Linked DNA regions of Mus musculus: region 2 is linked to region 1. Evidence: chromatin loops called from intact Hi-C (ENCODE). Cell type or tissue: left cerebral cortex. All regions are shown on one strand. Links, peaks and the distances in the headings refer to the core of each region. The heading gives the core; the rest is flanking DNA.

Region 1 (8,328 bases), core at 305-8,304:
GCAATGTCAGCAGTTTGTTTTCCAAGACCCAAGCTATTTTTTCATGTCTGTTAACATCTTTTAAGATACAATTTTAATCAAAATAGTGTGATCTGACTGACATAGTGGTAGGTCAGACAGAACTAATGAGCGAGACTACCCCACAGACAAATACAGGCAGACAACGGACAGAGTTGGGACAGACACATAGGAAAGTATATAAAAACTAATTCAAGATGTACCAAAGACCTAAGATACAACAGTAAAAACCATAAAACTCTTAGAAGCACCAAAAACAAATCTCACTGCCTTGGATTTGACAGCAAGTTGCTAACTACAATGAAAACAACAAAACCTGAAAAATAAAAATATACTTTTTATACATAAAAAGCATTATAAAAAGTAAAATACAACTGATAAAGACAAAATACTTGTGGATTACATATCTGATGACAATCTATCAGTAGCCAAAATACAAAAACTTCTCCCGGTAACTCAACAAGAGGAAGGCTACAGGCACTCAGAAAGGTGCTCCACCGGACTAGCCAACAGCCTCAGCATAGGCAGTCGGTTCAAACAAATGGAAGATAGCAATACCTGACAACTGTGTGTGTGTGTGTGTGTGTGTGTGTGTGGTGTGTGTGTGTGTTTCGAGTTGGGGAAGAGCTAGAATTCCTCAGTAGGTGAACTGAATAACCATCAGGTGACCCAGCAATCCCACCCTGATTCTTCTCTCTGGCCGCTGTCCTGGATTGGAGACCACGGCAGGTGTGCTTTGGTCTAATTGCTCATCCGCCTAAGAGACCCCAGGGTTTCCCTTAGCCTCCTTCTTGTTTTTAAAAGATTTATTTGTTTTATGTATATGAGTACACTATTGCTCTCTTCAGACACACTAGAAGAGGGCATCAGACCCCATTACAGATGGTTGTGAGCCACCATGTGGTTGCTGGGAATTGAACTCAGGACCTCTGGGAGAGCAGTCGGTGCTCTTGCGTTTGAGGTACTAATCGCAAACACAGTGTTGCTCATCAAACTCAAAGCAAGATAGATGACTTTCCTCTTGAGAGTTCCGAGTGCAGACTCCGGCCTCATCACTCGCATCCCTGGGGAACCTCAGGCAGCTGCAGGGCGATCTAAGGTATCCTGAGGCACAGGGCAGCGACCTTTCTGACCTTCTCAGGGCCCGAGCACTCGGACTCTGGGTCCTTCCAGGGGAAGCTCTTGAGAGGAGGGAAAGTAGAACTATCTACCAGGTGCCATGAGGAGCTGGGGCGACAAGCCACCCAGGCAGGCCCCTGCTGACTTGTGTTATTACCACAGTGGGTATGGGCCACTCTCCAAGTCTTCCCAACAGTTACTGGGCATGGTGGCAGAGGCTACCCCAGAGAAGCAATAGATATCAAGAAAGGGTGAGGACTTTCTAACAGGCGATGCCTCCTCCAAAGTCCAAATGTCTCTTCTGTTCCCCACACCTCCTGTACAGCAGGCATCCTCCTCCTGAACATGGAGTGAGAGAATTCTGGGCAACAGAGACATGGGTGCTTGTTAGTCTCGGTGCTTCAGAATTATTCATTCAACCAGCAAAATAAGCAACTGGCTTGGTGACAGAGCCTCACTCCTAAGCGTCTTACCATATAAGGGATTACTACACGGAACAAACAGCATGTTTCCTTCATTCAAACTCTGCAGCTCTGAGAATTCACGAGGACATGTGAGATGCCTACTGTGCCAGAGAGCAGGGCCAAGCCACTGGGATCACAAGGGGTTCACGATGGTGAACGGAGGCAAACACAAAGGATGCTCCTTGCCGTGAGCTAACCAGGGCTGGTTTCAGATGGGGGTCCAAGCCTGTTGATAACCAACCACCTCACCACTTTCTCTGAGTGGCCAGCTGCATGGATGCACCCTGGACCAGGGCCAGAAAGCCAAATCCCTGGGCCACACTGCCCTGCTTCCACCTACTCCATGAGAGGCAGTTCTGTGAGAAGGTGGTACCTGTTTGCTGGCCATTGTCTAAGGCTGCTCTCTCCTACAATAGCACAGTCAGCAGCTGGGACAAACCATACAAATATTTTAGGCCCAAAAGGCCTAGGACAGTTATATCTAGCCCTTCACAGAAAGCTCATTTTTCTAGGGCAACACTTCCTGCTGAGAGGTAGAAACAGAGAGGAAGGAGGGTTTTCTGATCATTGACCATGGATTTGAGCAAACCTGCCAGCCTGTTTCCCAGTGGTAGGAAAGGACTCACAGAGCTGTGACCTTTGGTAGCAAGAATACTGGGGGTCATGTGCCATAGGCGTCTCTGGGCAGAGTTCTCCACAGATGAATCTTCAAAGGGGAAGCTCAGAGGAGGGGATGTGACTTGGCTCCAGGGACCCACAGAGGTGGGGTACCATGCTATGAATAGCCACCTTCTCCTACTCTGCAAACCCACTCACCCACCAGTTATCTGCCCTCATTCGCCGGCTCCAAACACCCCAACACCTGCCTATCACCCCTTTGGGAAGAGAGAGTTCCATCTGAATGTCAAATCCTTGGCAAGACTGTCCCTGAACACTGAAAGCAGGCTGTGTGTGCAGTGAGAATAGATTCCCGTACTATTTAATAAAATAGTTAGACCCAGGGTCTAATGCACAGTAGGCACTCACATGCTTCACACTGACAACACCCCAGCCTTCATACTGTATTTTAACCATGGATGTTTTCACCTATAAAAATGTAGACATACAAGACACTGTCTGCAAGAGCGACTATGACACCATGTGCCTTCTCTTGGGTTTCTCAAGGTTCCCTCACCTAAGAAAATGGAGTCTCCTCACGTGTAGAACTTGGGGAGGCCTGTCATGGACCAAGAGGTAAACATAGTGCCTTCACACCTTACCAAGATACTCTCTCTTGTGTCTTCTTTTCTCTAAGTTTAGCTATTCTCTTGCCTATTTGTTTCTTCTTTTTGTTTAAATTTTTAATCTGAACTTTGATAATTTGTATTGTTAAAGAGAGCTAGTGGGGCTAAACTACAATCCGTTCGCTCATGTTAGAAATGGTTGTGTAAAATACTGTCTGGCTACTTGTCAGCTCTCCCTCACGGGACTCTCTCAGACACTATATACACTCCACATCTGGTAGGTCTGAGCCACACGGGGCTACTGCGCACTTGAAATGCGGCTAACCCAAGGAACTTGACTTTAATTCTCATGACTTTAGGTTGAAATGAAATCACTTGATGTGGCCAACTTCTGAGCTCCTCCCTGGACAAAGCTAACATTTGTGGCCACACCAACGCCTGTAGGCTGTACAGTGTGGGGAACTCATCTATCAATGTCACATTTCTCAACAAGAAAACCACACACACACAAAGATAAAGGGCAGCTCTGTGCACCCTCAGTGAAGGCTTTTAGCCTCTCCCTGGAGTTTAAATTCTAGGCTTGTTCTCTGACTCCCCCAGGTGGAGAAACACGGATGCTGCGGCCTGGGAAGCAGCAAAACTACTAAGTACTGCTCCCAGCCAGGGGAAAGTAGAGGAGCAGAGACAGTGCTGCTCAGCCGGGACCAGGGTACACCCACCATCTGGGAAACACGGCAGGCTCTTCCCATCACTGAAGCTTTCAGGGCAGTTGTCTTGTGCCTCAAGAAGACATCCTGTGAGCCATGCCAGTGGCTGGGCAGTTAGCTGATGACCATGATGACCAGGGATGTCCTTTACAAGGGCAGGGAAACTTCTGCTCTGTCCTGTGGCTGTCCACAAGCCTGTGCTCCCCCTGCAGCTACCTGTGCCTCCATGTTTAGGTTACCTCTCCCATCTCTTTCCCTGCCTGTCCCACAGACCTGGTCCTGTCCGCTTAGGCGCTAAAAGCGTTGGCGCCCTGACCCAAAGCAGCATCTGGCTCTTTCTAGGAGATGGGCCCTACCTAGGCCCTCCATTCAACACCGACTAAGGGGAACTGGCAAGAAACTCCCAAGCACACAGACTGTCCAGAGGCAACGGGAGCATACAGCACACCTCAGTCAATGCTTACGTTCTAAGCAGGTCAGGACTGCATTAACCTTCTTATCCCCACAATCCTCAGCACCATGCTCACAGGGGCCAAAAGGGCCAAAGATGCCCAGGCCAGAAACCCATCAATCCATCCATCCACCCACCTATCATCTATCTGTTTATCACCATGAAGTGCACTGCCTTGAAAAATACAGCAAAAATATCTTCTTCCAAGACGCAGTGTTCAAATGAACGTAATTAGGAAGGAGAAACACACTTCAGTGGAAAGCCCACTCTGAAATGCTTTAAATAGAACCAGACTGAATAGATAGATACATTTACCACTGATCTTCTCTAGCAAGGTCTGTGAAACAGTTATTCTTTTGCCAACTAAGAATTTTCTAATGCTTAGAACTTTCCCAAAACAGCAGAGGAAGTCCTGTCCCAGGTGTGGGCACATGCCTACAATCTCAACATTTGAGTAGCTAAGGTCTGAGGCTAGCCTGGGCTACATGGTAATAAGACCCTGACTCAGATATAAACAAAAAGAAAAGTCCTAACTGCCGTATCATCTGAGCTAGTATGACGTCACTTACTTAAAATCAATAATATTGAATGAAAGCTCTGCCCTGAAATTCCTTTCGGGATTAAAAAAATCATAAAACAAATAATAATTAAAGGTTATTTATAACTTACAATAATAGAACAGTAAGCAGGCTGACCTGAAGCTCTCCCTTTTCTGGCACTATTTATCAAGTGCGGAGGACTGACCACAAGGCCTTTGCACTGCACTCCCTAGGTACACGTTCCACGGCTGGGCAAAATTCCCAACCTTCTAAGCACTTTTTAAATCCACTGACCACTGTATTTCTCCACTGTAGGGCCCAACTAACACATGGAGATTGCAAAGAAGCACGGATCTTGTTAAATAGCTGGCCCCAAAGGACTCATCTAGTAAGGCAAGCGAGCCACAGGCCCAAAGCACTGTGCCGTGGATATGTGATGGCAAATTATTTCCCACGTTTATATTAGACAAAAGAAATATGGCTTAAGGAAGGAAAGCCTTCCCTGAACTGGACAGACGGCTCTGAGTTAAGAGCACCTGCCATGCTTGTAGAGGACCTTGGTTTTAGTCCTAGCACCCACACGGCAGCTCACAACCACCTGGAACTCCAGTTTGGGCCACCCTCTTCTGGTCTCTGTGGGCACTAGGCACACACAGTACACACAAACACTCACGCACATAAACAAATATAAATTGTTAAAAAATAAATCTTAAATTTCAGATAGATGAGCCTGAGCTGGTGCTCCAGGAAGCCAAACTGTCTTCACAGCAACTTGGATGGGATTTCATGAGTTCACTTCAGTCTCACGCCGGGAAGATTTGTGTGAGCGATACATGTGCTACCAAAATGGACTGACTGTAGAGCCAAGCAGCTAAAGATGTCCAAAAAACCTAAAGCAATGCCCCCCTTTTCCTCAAAAAAAACTATCTATCTATCTATCTATCTATCTACTTATGTGAGTACACTGTAGCTGTCCCTGGACACACCAGAAGAGAGCATGGGATCCCATTACAGATGGTTGTGAGCCACCATGTGGTTGCAGGGAATTGAACTCAGGACCTCTGGAAGAGCAGTCAGTGCTCTTAACCGCTGAGCCATCTCTCCAGCTCCCTAACAATACCCCTCTTTTCAGGGAATTTTCTTTAAAAAAAAATATTTTCACACAAATGCTATTTTTGTTAATATGTAATGAGTATTACTGCTATTATTAGCTGAATTGATGAATACTTGAATTTTTTGTTTTAATTTCTAATATGAAAAATATGGGTAAGAGAGCTGTAACCACCTACATAAAATCTGTTTGGGTTCTCAATGCCTTTGAGGCATGTAAAGGGCCCTTCCCTTTTGTCTGAGCACTGCTGTTCAACATGGAAGCATACCGGGGGACGGCAGACGCACTCTGGAGGCAAACGTGCACACTCTGTAGAGCGTCTTTTCAGTGCAGGGCTCAGCAGGGGTGAGTCTGTCCTCTGGAGACACTCAGCAATGCCTACTACTGGCATTTAGTAGGTAAGGTCAAGGATAAACGCAGCTGGGAACAGCCTCTCACAAAGCCCCTGCCTCCATACCAGCGTGGGCACCAGGTCTCCCACCCATCAGCTTACACGTGGATGAGGAGTCGGAGGTGGAGGAAAAGCAGCTTATGGAAGACCCAGGTGCTTCTGAGGCCTGAAGGCAGCCAATCCAGAGTAGCCATTTCCCAACAACTCCCAAGCTCTCCCATCTGAGGCTGCACCATCTTTCTATGCACCTGAGCATTGGGCACCGACCTCAGGTCTGAAAAGAGCCAGCCAATGGATGGAGGCTTTGGCCCTTCCACAGAGGATGTCAGGTAAGTGACCATGTGGCTCCTTCCAAACTACTCCCACAGCCACCTTCCAACTTATTCAAGAAAGATGTCTGCTCCACAGACAGTGAACAGAAAGCCCCGAAATAATTTTGAAAGATATTTTCATAAAATTTTTACCTATGTTCCCACGTAATGGCTGTTATTAGATTAATAACGTCTATAAATTTTAGTTTAACTTACAGAAAAACATTATTTGGCTCCCAGCGTAACGTGACCCCTGGCAAGCCTCCGCCTTACTGTCCCTTCCTCCGAGGGCTGTGGCAGTGCAAAGGGACAGGAGATTCATAAAGGTAAACAGGGTCGACGTAAGAGACCGAGTCTGAGCGAAGGCTGCTCCAGCTTCCTTCCAAGCACTGCATGTTACATAAGAGATGCTGAAAAGACTTTCAAACAAAACTCAGCCCAGCATGCAAAACGCACAGACGGAAAACGAGACTCAAACCACCTTTAATGTGTCCAAAACAAATCACTTTGTAAAAATCATCAACACATTTAAAAAAAAAAATCTCAACTTTGGACAAAGTGCACAGATTTTAAAAACACGACAAGACAATACAGCAACACCATCCAATGGCCTGACCCTGCCAAATGAAGGTCTAGATCTCAGTGTAATTTAGGATTTGGAGTATTCATAAAATGTGCCTAGTCATGTTCCTCCGTATCCAAGTGATAATTTGTTCTCTCCGTCCATCTCCACGTTTTCTAACTTCAAGTAGCCCGTGGGTCAGCTGTGGCCTGTCAGTTAAAGACAAGCAAACCTGTACTAAACAAACTGTACCTGGCACGGGACAGAAATCTGTATTTTCAGGACACACAGGAATATGCAACAAGTCAAAGTTTAACATACTCATGGACAGAGAAGAAAAGGAAAGAGAAATGTGCGAATGCCCAGCAGCAGTAACAACCTTTAGCAGGACCCATAACTACGCTACTGGATCTACGCTGTTGTGCATCTTACAGGGAAAAACTTCTTAGGCAAAGCAGGGCCCAATCTATCCCGCACAGTAAAAATGGGCCCCCAACATCTTTAGCTCACTAAAGTGTCTCAAGAGATGAGGAAACACGTTTCCCAAGGCGAGCGCGTGCATCACTCCTGACAGGCCTGAATCCCCGTTTGCTCTCACTCCCAGCCTGGAGGACCTTCCTGGGTCTCATGCTGTCTTCCACTCCAGTACTTTTCCCTCCTATCTAAAAAGCCACGGGCTAGCCAAAAAGTGTTCTTCGAGGTAAACCACTTGAGGCCTGTCTCTCGTGAGGCCAGCCGAATGTCCAGCGTAAGGACTTTCCATGGCCCGGAGGGAGAGCGGTGTGCTAAGTCAACCACAGGCTAACTTCTCGACTCTCACTGGGATCACTTCTCAAGCCTTTCCGCAGCTCACCCATGGCTGCAACACCAGCCCTGTTTACCTCCCCAGGCTGTAAAACTGGAGTGTGGAAACTGTCTAGGCTCTGAGCCTTCACGGGACAGTGTGGACCACCGCTGCTCGCGTGACATTAGAAGGGCTCCAAGAGCAACCATGAATACCAAACCCATTTACACTCTTCAGGCTAAAATATTCAAAGTCGGAGTAATAGGAGGAGAGGAGCGAGTACAGTCAAGACTTAATTCACTGGATGAGTCAATCACACTTGCTAAGTGGGTGGGAAAAGCAGGGAAGAACAGAGCCCAAGGCTGAGGGGAGACAACAGCCATCAGAAAGAGTAACTCAGAGGTCACAGGAGCTACTGCACTTCCAGGATCTGTATTCCTGGGAAATAGTTTCAACAGTGATCTGCCAAGGGCTTAGCATGCCATGGTGCCTCGTGCATCCTTCTGAGATAGGGGTGAAGGGCCCAACATCTCAGTGCTTTTCAGGGGCCATTTCGAGCTCTGTGACTCCAGCTCTTAGACAGTAGCACTAGAAAAGATACAAAAAGACAACTGGGGCATCACATGGGACACTGCAGGCCACACTCCA
Region 2 (8,328 bases), core at 314-8,313, 81 kb before region 1:
TACATGTTCTAACATATGGTTGAAAATATCAGGGAAATAAAAATTTATAATCTTTATAGGATATTAAATAATGGGGATGTAGTTGCAATTCTTTTAACAACTGTTCTAACAATTCATAGTATTTTATAGCTATTGTACAACTAAGTGTGTGACACTATCTTACTTCTGATAATGATGAAATGGGACAGCCATTTTACTGTGTGAATTTATTTAACATTTTTAAGAGTAAAGAAACCATGACAAGTAATAGCTCGTAAGGCAGGTCAATTAGTATCTGCTTAGAAATAACAGTGTCCAACAGTGGGAGGGTTGGAGCTGAGCTCAGCTGGCAGCCTGCTTGCTTGGCAGGCAGGAAGGCACGGGCTCCTCCCTGGCACATCATAAAACAGAGCACAGGCTTGTAACCTAGCACGTGGAAGGTGGAGGCCGCGGCGTCATAAATTCAGGGCCATTCCTGGCTACGCAGCCAGCATGGGCTATAAGAGACTCTGTTTCTAACAAAACAGAACAGAAAACCAAACCACACCAAGTGTTTGCTGAGTATGTAGCGGCTTGGCAGGGGACTCCTCTGTCAGGCACAGGCCCCAGATTAATTCCCAGTATTGTAAGAAAGCAAAGTAGAACAAAGGTGGAACAAGAAACGAATCCTGAGTTATTTCCCATGGCCAATGGTTTTAAGTACATTCTGGATGCTGAATCCCAAAATGTTTGATGCTGACCAATTTTAACATGAAGCTGTAAGTGCGGTCTAGTGAGCAGTTACACCTGGATTCTAAGATCAGTTTTTTAACACATTTGCTCTGTCTAGCAGCAGATGGATATTTTTATTGGCATAAAGTGTGAGGGAGTTAGGAAGCCTTCAGAATATCCCATCAATATGCCCTACCTCCCACACAATGTAAGGAAGTGAGAAAGGCCATGGAACCATCACTTACGTGACTGCCTTTAATCCTACTACCCTGTGCCCATGGCTGACTCAGTTGAGGCCATAGCTAAGTGTCATAGGGATGGGCTTATTCTACTGTCCTAAAGACCAAACTCACTAGGTAAAAATTCATGGCACTACATCCTTCTGATCCCAGGAGATGGAAGAGATGAAGGGAGCCTGTAATGACCACCAGGACACTCCCAGGCTGTAGAGCCCAGCAGGAGGGGCAATGTGAACTTGCAAGGCTGAGTCAGTCCCACAGAGGAGGGAGTTCTGAAACTGGAAAGGTCCTGTCGTTGATTAGCACAACATCATGTAGCTATTTGATGTGAGAAAACTACCAGGGGCCATGAAAACACACACAAGGATTAGTGAGGACCCAGTACAGTTGACATTTTACCCGTAGGTTTCATGTCCCTGGATTCAGTCAATCAAGTCTCAAAAATATTTGGCATAGCTGGGCGTGGTTTAATCCCACACCTTTAATCCCAGCACTCGGGAGGCAGAGGCAGGCGGATTTCTGAGTTCGAGGCCAGCCTGGTCTACAAAGTGAGTTCCAGGACAGCCAGGGCTATACAGAGAACCCCTAAAAAAAAAAAAGGCAATAAAATGCTGCATCTCTGCTGAACATAGAGACTTCTCTTTTTAAGTCATGGTCTTCTAAACAATACAGTGCATTATATAGCACCTGAGGTGTTCTAGGTAATGAGTCATCACACAGCACCTGCAGTGTTTTAGGTGTAGTCTCTAGAGATGACTTAAAGCAGGAGAAAACTGAGAGTGGACAGGGAGACGTGCTTCTGCAGACATGATACCCCTCATATAAAGGTCTTGAGCATCCCCTGATATATGAATCCCCCTGGACATTGAAAGATAACTGTATTAGGGGAGGCTGGGGAGAGTGGCTACTTTATCAAGCAGGCCAGGAAAACTCCCAACCATTGGTGCCTTGGACTCAGCGCCATCTGGGCCTTGGATTGGCAATGGAGAAGTTGTTAGCTCTAGGCTAGCACAGCTCAGGTCCTGCTTAATGGTTAAAACAAGAACCAAAAGGATCAAACTGTCTCCATATTTCTTAATTGCATCTCCAAGTATGCCTCAAAAACATTAAAAGGAAAAAAAAAACTAAATATACAGGACTCAACAGGACAAATGCACAGTTTCACACAGGTGAAGACCAGATAGGTGGAAAACAGGGAAAGGCAATGCACACTGACAGAATAGGCCATCCACCTGGAACTGACCTGACTGAGGTGGGTATCAGCAGACAAAAAGTGAGGCATAGACACAGAAGCTATAAACAAAAGATACAAATCCAACTACCAGGGGTGATGCCCAAAGGGTGAGACATGAACTACGGGGTGGAACTGACAGATGAGAGACCGGGGAGCCTGAAGACAGCAGGGGAGGAGCCAGGCAGGAACCGAGGAACAGCAGAGAGCAACGAGACAGCACCCGCGAGCCCGGGCAGCCCCAGATCCCATGACTCTGGGATCCAATATACAGTAATCAGAGAACAGAGTCCCAGAGACCAATGGCAGAACACAGTGGAATACAGAAACAGACTCACTAATATAGTCAATTGATGTACAACTACTGTGCAAAGCTGTTCTATGGAGGTTGGCAGCCTCTTCAATGATAGGGCGGCTAAAAGAGCCTGCAGACAAATGAGCCACAGACCTAAATCAGAATGTAAACCTGTAACAAAGAACACAAGGAAAATCTTTCTGGGTTCTTTAGCCATGGCTCCACAGTATTAGCAATTACAGAAATGAGTCAGAGCTGGCTTCATCTAAATGAAGGACAGAGTTCTTGGGTGCTAGCGTGCTGGCCCGAAACCCATTGCAGTGTGCACAAAGTTCATGCACATCTGAGTCTAAAGCTCACCTACAAACACAACAGCTTGCAGCCAACGCCAGAAGCCACCCAAAGGCATCAACTGGGGGAGGGATAAGCGGGCTGGGTGCTTGTACAATGAACAGCACAGGGAGCAGTTTGAGGGGACCACTGACTCACCCAACAAGATCAATCGCCAACACTTGCTTAGCAACAGAAACCAGACTCTAACAGTCACACCGGGACAAGCCCACTTCCCAGACGTTCTGGCAAAGACCAGGGCACAGGTATATAGAAAGATGAGTGGCTGGCAGACAGTGTGAGAATAACTCTCTCTAGGCCAGAGGCTCCTCCAAAGTTCCTGGCTCACCTCCACTCTGGTTCTTTGAATCTCTTTGATCTGCTCCACGAGCAAAAGGAACACCTAGCAACCATGCTGGCTTGAGACTTGCTACGAAGAGCAGACCAGCCTCAAACTTGCTGCCATCTCCTTGTTTGTGCCGCCTGAGTACAGGGACTGCAAGGTTTTAACCTAACAACTCTGGGGCTCAACCATCCAAGCTCTACTGAGATACACTGAACAAGCGAACTCCGCACATCTGACTGACACACTGGCCACACTCCTCAGCCCACCTGTGACATCACCTACGACCTGAACTCACTCATCCTCCCCAAGGCTTCTCAGCAGATTTCGCAAAAGAAAAAAAAAAAAAAAAGAAGAACTAGAATGAATTTGTTGGTTGGGAATGAGCATGCCTAAAGCAGCGAGAAGGGTGGCGTGAGGAAAGAGTTGTTTTCTTTTTAAATTTGTTTCACTTGTTATAAAAATAACCATGTATTTCTTTTACTATTTAAAACCATCAAACAGGGGAATTTTTCAAAATTGCAAGAGCAGAGCTCTTTAAAGGATGCAGATAATCTCAGCGCGTCACTGTTATTCATAGTCTTTAACCCAGGTTATTGTAACGCTGGTAAAGCAAAGAACGACAGAGGGCCGCGTGACTTAACCCTCACTCGAAGCAGGGCTGTAAAGTATATGGAAACGCCGCTGGCGACTATCCTCTCCTCCTCAGTTCTAAACACCCTTTCCTTCCCCACTGCACGCTCGCAGCACCCGAACAATGCCCTTTCCTCACTGAAGCAGCGACAAGTGTCCAAATTCAACCATCCCAGGGTCCATGAGATGCCTGTCCTGGGATGTGGGTGGGAGAACACTGCAGGTTTGTTCCAGTATATCCTGAGGAAAACCCGAAAACCAGTATGTAATCAAGTGTGCAACAGTGACTAGATTAATGGGGTGAGTGGTAAAATAATGGGGCGAACTCAATCCTGGAAACCAACAGGAGTCCTACGTGGGCAGCACTATCATAGTGTTACACAGTGCTTGATTTTAGTCTAGTTTTGTTTTTAATTTGTGGAGTTTGGATGATAATAAATGTGGTACATAATCATTGTAAAAGTATTTTAGAATTACCAAAACACTGGGCAAAGTGGAATTCCCAAGGTCACACTATGCAAAGGCAGGTATAGCTAACCGCTGGGCCTGTCTTCCTCTAGGTTTATTTTTAGAGCCTACTTAAATAAGTAACCAACAACTCAGCCTCTGTTAGATGAGTGACACTTCACTGTGTTTCATGACTCACTTTCTGTCTGCTATTTTGATTTTATTCTTACGAATTTACTTCTATGCCACAGATAGAAAACAGCACTTCATACCGTGTGTTTTTAATATCCCAGTCACCTAATCTAACCAACTCTCCATGAAATAAGTCTTGCAGTTTAATGTCCTACTGCAAAAAGCAACACTCACATTAAACCAAGTCACAAAAAACACCTGAGTTCAAGGTATCAAAGACTGGGAATGAAAATTAGAAACAAGGAGTTTGAGGGTTGGCTCAGTGGTTAAGAGCACTTGTTCTTACAAAGGACCCAGGTTCAACTCCCAGCACCCACATGGAAGCTCAAGAGAATAAAGAGTGTCTAAGAGAATAGCTTCATACTGAGCATGGGATATGGGGCAGAGAGAAAGCTGTCCCTGAGAGTCTGTGGATCAAGTCTGGGCTATCCTCGGATGTCCAACACTCTCCTTTGAGCACACAGTACAATAGTGACTGGGGCATCTGCACCTAGAACTGGACAGTAGCCTCTCTCTCTGCACATCTCAAATCAAATCAAACCACATCTTGTTCCTACCCTAACACCACCCACACCTGCCCATTTCTCTCAGCTGTCCCAGCTAAGTAGCTTACTCCACTACCTATCTGTCATGCTGGGGCATGTCTGTCAGCCAGCCTGTCCCACGGCAACCCCCACCCACCATGGCAAAGCTCTTCCTACATGTTCTCAGCAGGCAGCCAGAGTGAAGGGGCAGTGTGCACTCTCTCACAACCATTAGGTTTCCAGGGTCAGGACTCTAGCCACACTCCACCCAACCTAAGTCTTTTTGCTCCTGGGGTCCTTGGAGCACGGCCCCTGCCGGGCACCACCCTGCCCCACTCTCTGACTCTGGGCGGATCAGCTCATCCTCTAGACAGTAACAGTGGTCAGGCTGCCTGTGCAGCTCTCAGCTCTGACTGCTGCTACTACTGTCTGGTCTTGTCCCTCAGACACGTCCAGGCAGTCTCTGGGAGGGCTGAGACCATATTACCATTTTCAGTGCAAGCGCCCTCAGGTAACAGGGTGCCTCGGGAGTTCAGAAGGGATGCAGTGTATGTTTCCTGACTCACTGAGTACACTGAGCTGTGTTCTGGTTAGTGATCCAGCACAGGTGTCTGGGTAACCCCAGAGCTCCATGTGCTGCGAAGGGCTCCTGAGCCAGCCAATCTATCCAAACAGTGCCCTAGCCAGACCTCTTTCTGCCCACAAGGCCTCCCTTCCTGTGTCCAAGGCTTTAGAGAAAGTAGTGTCCCATGAATTCAGCAATTCAGGACCTCAACTTTCCTCTTAGGGAATTTACTCTCAGAAGGGCTCTGCTCCATTTTTACATAAATTAAGAAATTTAGGGTAGGAATGGTTAAAATGGCAGTGCTTCCAACTGCTTTTCCATCTCCGTCAGTCTTTGGGCAGCAGACCTGACTGTGACAGCAGAAGCAATGCTGCAGGCCCAGATCTCCAGCCACCACGTTTATGCAGGAGCCACAGTGACAAATGCTGGGGCTGTCTCTTCACCTTGTCTTCCCACAGGAGGAGCAGTGCACTTGGCATGCTGGCTGATCTCAAACTCTCTCCTCTTTTCTATAAAAAGGAACGAACGGCGACAGGTCCATGCAACCAACAACCCTGAGCTCAGCACATTCAGCCACGTCACTGTGACCCAGGCCTGAGCCCAGAAGGAAGCCGCAGTCTCTGCTGACCCTGTGACAGGTACACCTGCCAGCAACCTAGGTGGCAGCGAACACCGAGTGTGTCAGGGCATCCCCGGGGAACCGGGAAACCTGCTGTGGAGAGCTCTTGGCATCCCCAGGGAACCAGAGACCCTGGGGCTGCTTCAAGGAAATTCGCAAGAAGATCTGACATTGGGCTAAGACAAGGAAGTAAGCTCAAGAAAAATACAGCTGAGGAACATACATACTCTTTGTATCTTGATCATCTTGATAAGTCCCCAAATATAGTGACCATGGGACCTTTGTTTATGCCTGGTTTGTCCTTGACCAAGAACTGACCTTATTCTTTGCATGTACTTAGAATGGTACAAAAGCAGGCTGGGAAAAAATAAATTTGCTTCAGTACTTGCTGGAGTCATGCTACAATGTTGTTGAATTGTCTTTTCTCTCTTTAAGCCTCACTCCTTCCCTTGAGACCTTGCTGACTGACTGAGCTGGGTTGGTCAGGTGGTGCCCTCAATGTTGAGGCTCGAATACGAGGGGTTCAGTGAAGGGCATGGCAGAAGAGGAAGCTCACACAAAGGAAAATACAAAAATCTGGGCCAGCAGTGAGTAAAGTCTGTGAAATGGGACAGGGCTAGTAAAATGCTTTTTGCACAAATGCTTAGAGGTACGCTAGGGACAAGAGGAGTTCAGGAGATAGCTTGCTTCCTCTCTGGCTCCCACTGGGGGATGCCTAGTCCTGGATCTGGGTTCCTTTGGTGGGACATCCAGTTCTCTTCCCTCTGTCTATTGTTTGTCCTCGGTGTGTCAGTCTGTCCATGTCTGTCAGTTTATGTCTGTGGCTTTGTTTTGTTGCCTGACTGTTGCTTTGTGTTTCATATTCAAAAGAAAAAATGGTTAAAACTTTATCTGCTGGAACATTTGGGTTCAGCAGGTGGCAGGGTGCTCCTCCCATGAAATTACAGCTAGAAAAAGTAAGAAAAATTTGTCTGTCTAGTCTAACTATGTAAATGTATATAACCACTTCATGTTTGTTTCTGACTGTTTTTTTTTTGTTTGTTTGTTTGTTTTTTGGTTTTTTCGAGGCAGGGTTTCTCTGTGTAGCCCTGGCTGTCCTGGAACTCACTTTGTAGACCAGGCTGTCCTCGAACTCAGAAATTCACCTGCCTCTGCTTCCCAAGTGCTGGGATTAAAGGCGTGCCCACCACGCCTGGCTTCTGACTGGTTTTAACTGTATAAATATGTTCTGCATGTGTTGGTTATAGATTATTGGCATATAAGTTTTTGGGTATGGTTAAAAATTTGTAATGTTGGTAACCCAAAATTGGCTTAAAACTGGTAACTCAGTCGGGCATAGTGGCGCACGCCTTTAATCCCAGCACTCGGGAGGCAGAGGCAGGTGGATTTCTGAGTTCGAGGCCAGCCTGGTCTACAAAGTGAGTTCCAGGACAGCCAGGGCTGCACAGAGAAACCCTGTCTCGAAACAAACAAACAAACAAACAAACACCAAACAAACAAAAACTGGTAACTCAGGGTTGGAGTCATTCTAGCAACAACACATGGCATGAGCCAACCTAGGGAAACAGGGCTCTAAAGATGCCTCTAAATTGGAATAATATTTTATGTAATTCTTTGATCTAGAAGTCAGACTTATAAAAGATAGGATTTAAAACAATGTTTCTTTAATGAGGTATTAAAAATTGAAAGCTGCACTGTCGCACATTCATTTACAATAACTGGCAGCCAAACTTTGTAACATGAAAATAATGCACTTGGTATTGATTTTAGAGAGACTGGATTGTTTACACTGTTAAAAATTGGTCTTGCCTTCCAAAATTATGGTAATGCTCTGATATTGCAAAAGAAACTTTTTATGTTAAATAGTTAAATATGCATAAAGCTAAGGGGAGATTGGCAGTTTACAGTCCAGTCACAAGCTCCAGGTTCTAACCCCCCGGAACTCACCCACATTTGTAATTATGAAGACAATTCGGGCAAGTGGAGATGACTGCAAGATTTGCCAAAGGTCAATGGAACTATGGAACTTATGGGAGCATTACAGCCTGGCTTACTGACTCCAGCTGCCATTCCAAAAAAATATGTATCAACTATTATAGATTTAAAAGACCCTAAAAGGCTTGCATTTAGTGAGCCTGCTTGTAATTTTAAAGAACCCATGGAGCAATATCATTGGAAAGTTTTGCCTCAAGGAATGGCTAATGGCCTTACTTTATGTCA

What was found. Hi-C counts contacts between places; a loop is a spot of excess contacts. Peaks named below come from ENCODE experiments on the same cell type or tissue, not always from the same donor. Only the 100,000 strongest peaks of a DNase experiment are listed, where the experiment ranks them.
Region 2: a loop joins it to region 1, with 2.6 times the contacts of the local background. A loop is called at or near these places in 8 of 42 quality-filtered maps.

Annotation. Positions count from the first base shown.
Region 1 is chr12:110,449,470-110,457,797 of GRCm38, reverse strand. The region is part of intron 2 of Ppp2r5c (protein phosphatase 2, regulatory subunit B', gamma); the gene reads right to left. Among named protein-coding and RNA genes, the nearest start is that of Ppp2r5c, 6.4 kb to the right of the region's middle. In left cerebral cortex, for the core only: a CTCF peak has its summit at 3,430; DNase peaks (open chromatin) are centred at 1,557, 3,420, 6,706 and 8,059; H3K27ac peaks cover 1,042 bases.
Region 2 is chr12:110,530,023-110,538,350 of GRCm38, reverse strand. All of the region lies in intron 4 of Ppp2r5c (protein phosphatase 2, regulatory subunit B', gamma), which reads right to left. Among named protein-coding and RNA genes, the nearest start is that of Gm19605, 49 kb to the right of the region's middle. In left cerebral cortex, for the core only: no CTCF peak of the experiment used is centred there; DNase peaks (open chromatin) are centred at 438, 2,956, 3,651 and 4,397; H3K27ac peaks cover 1,003 bases.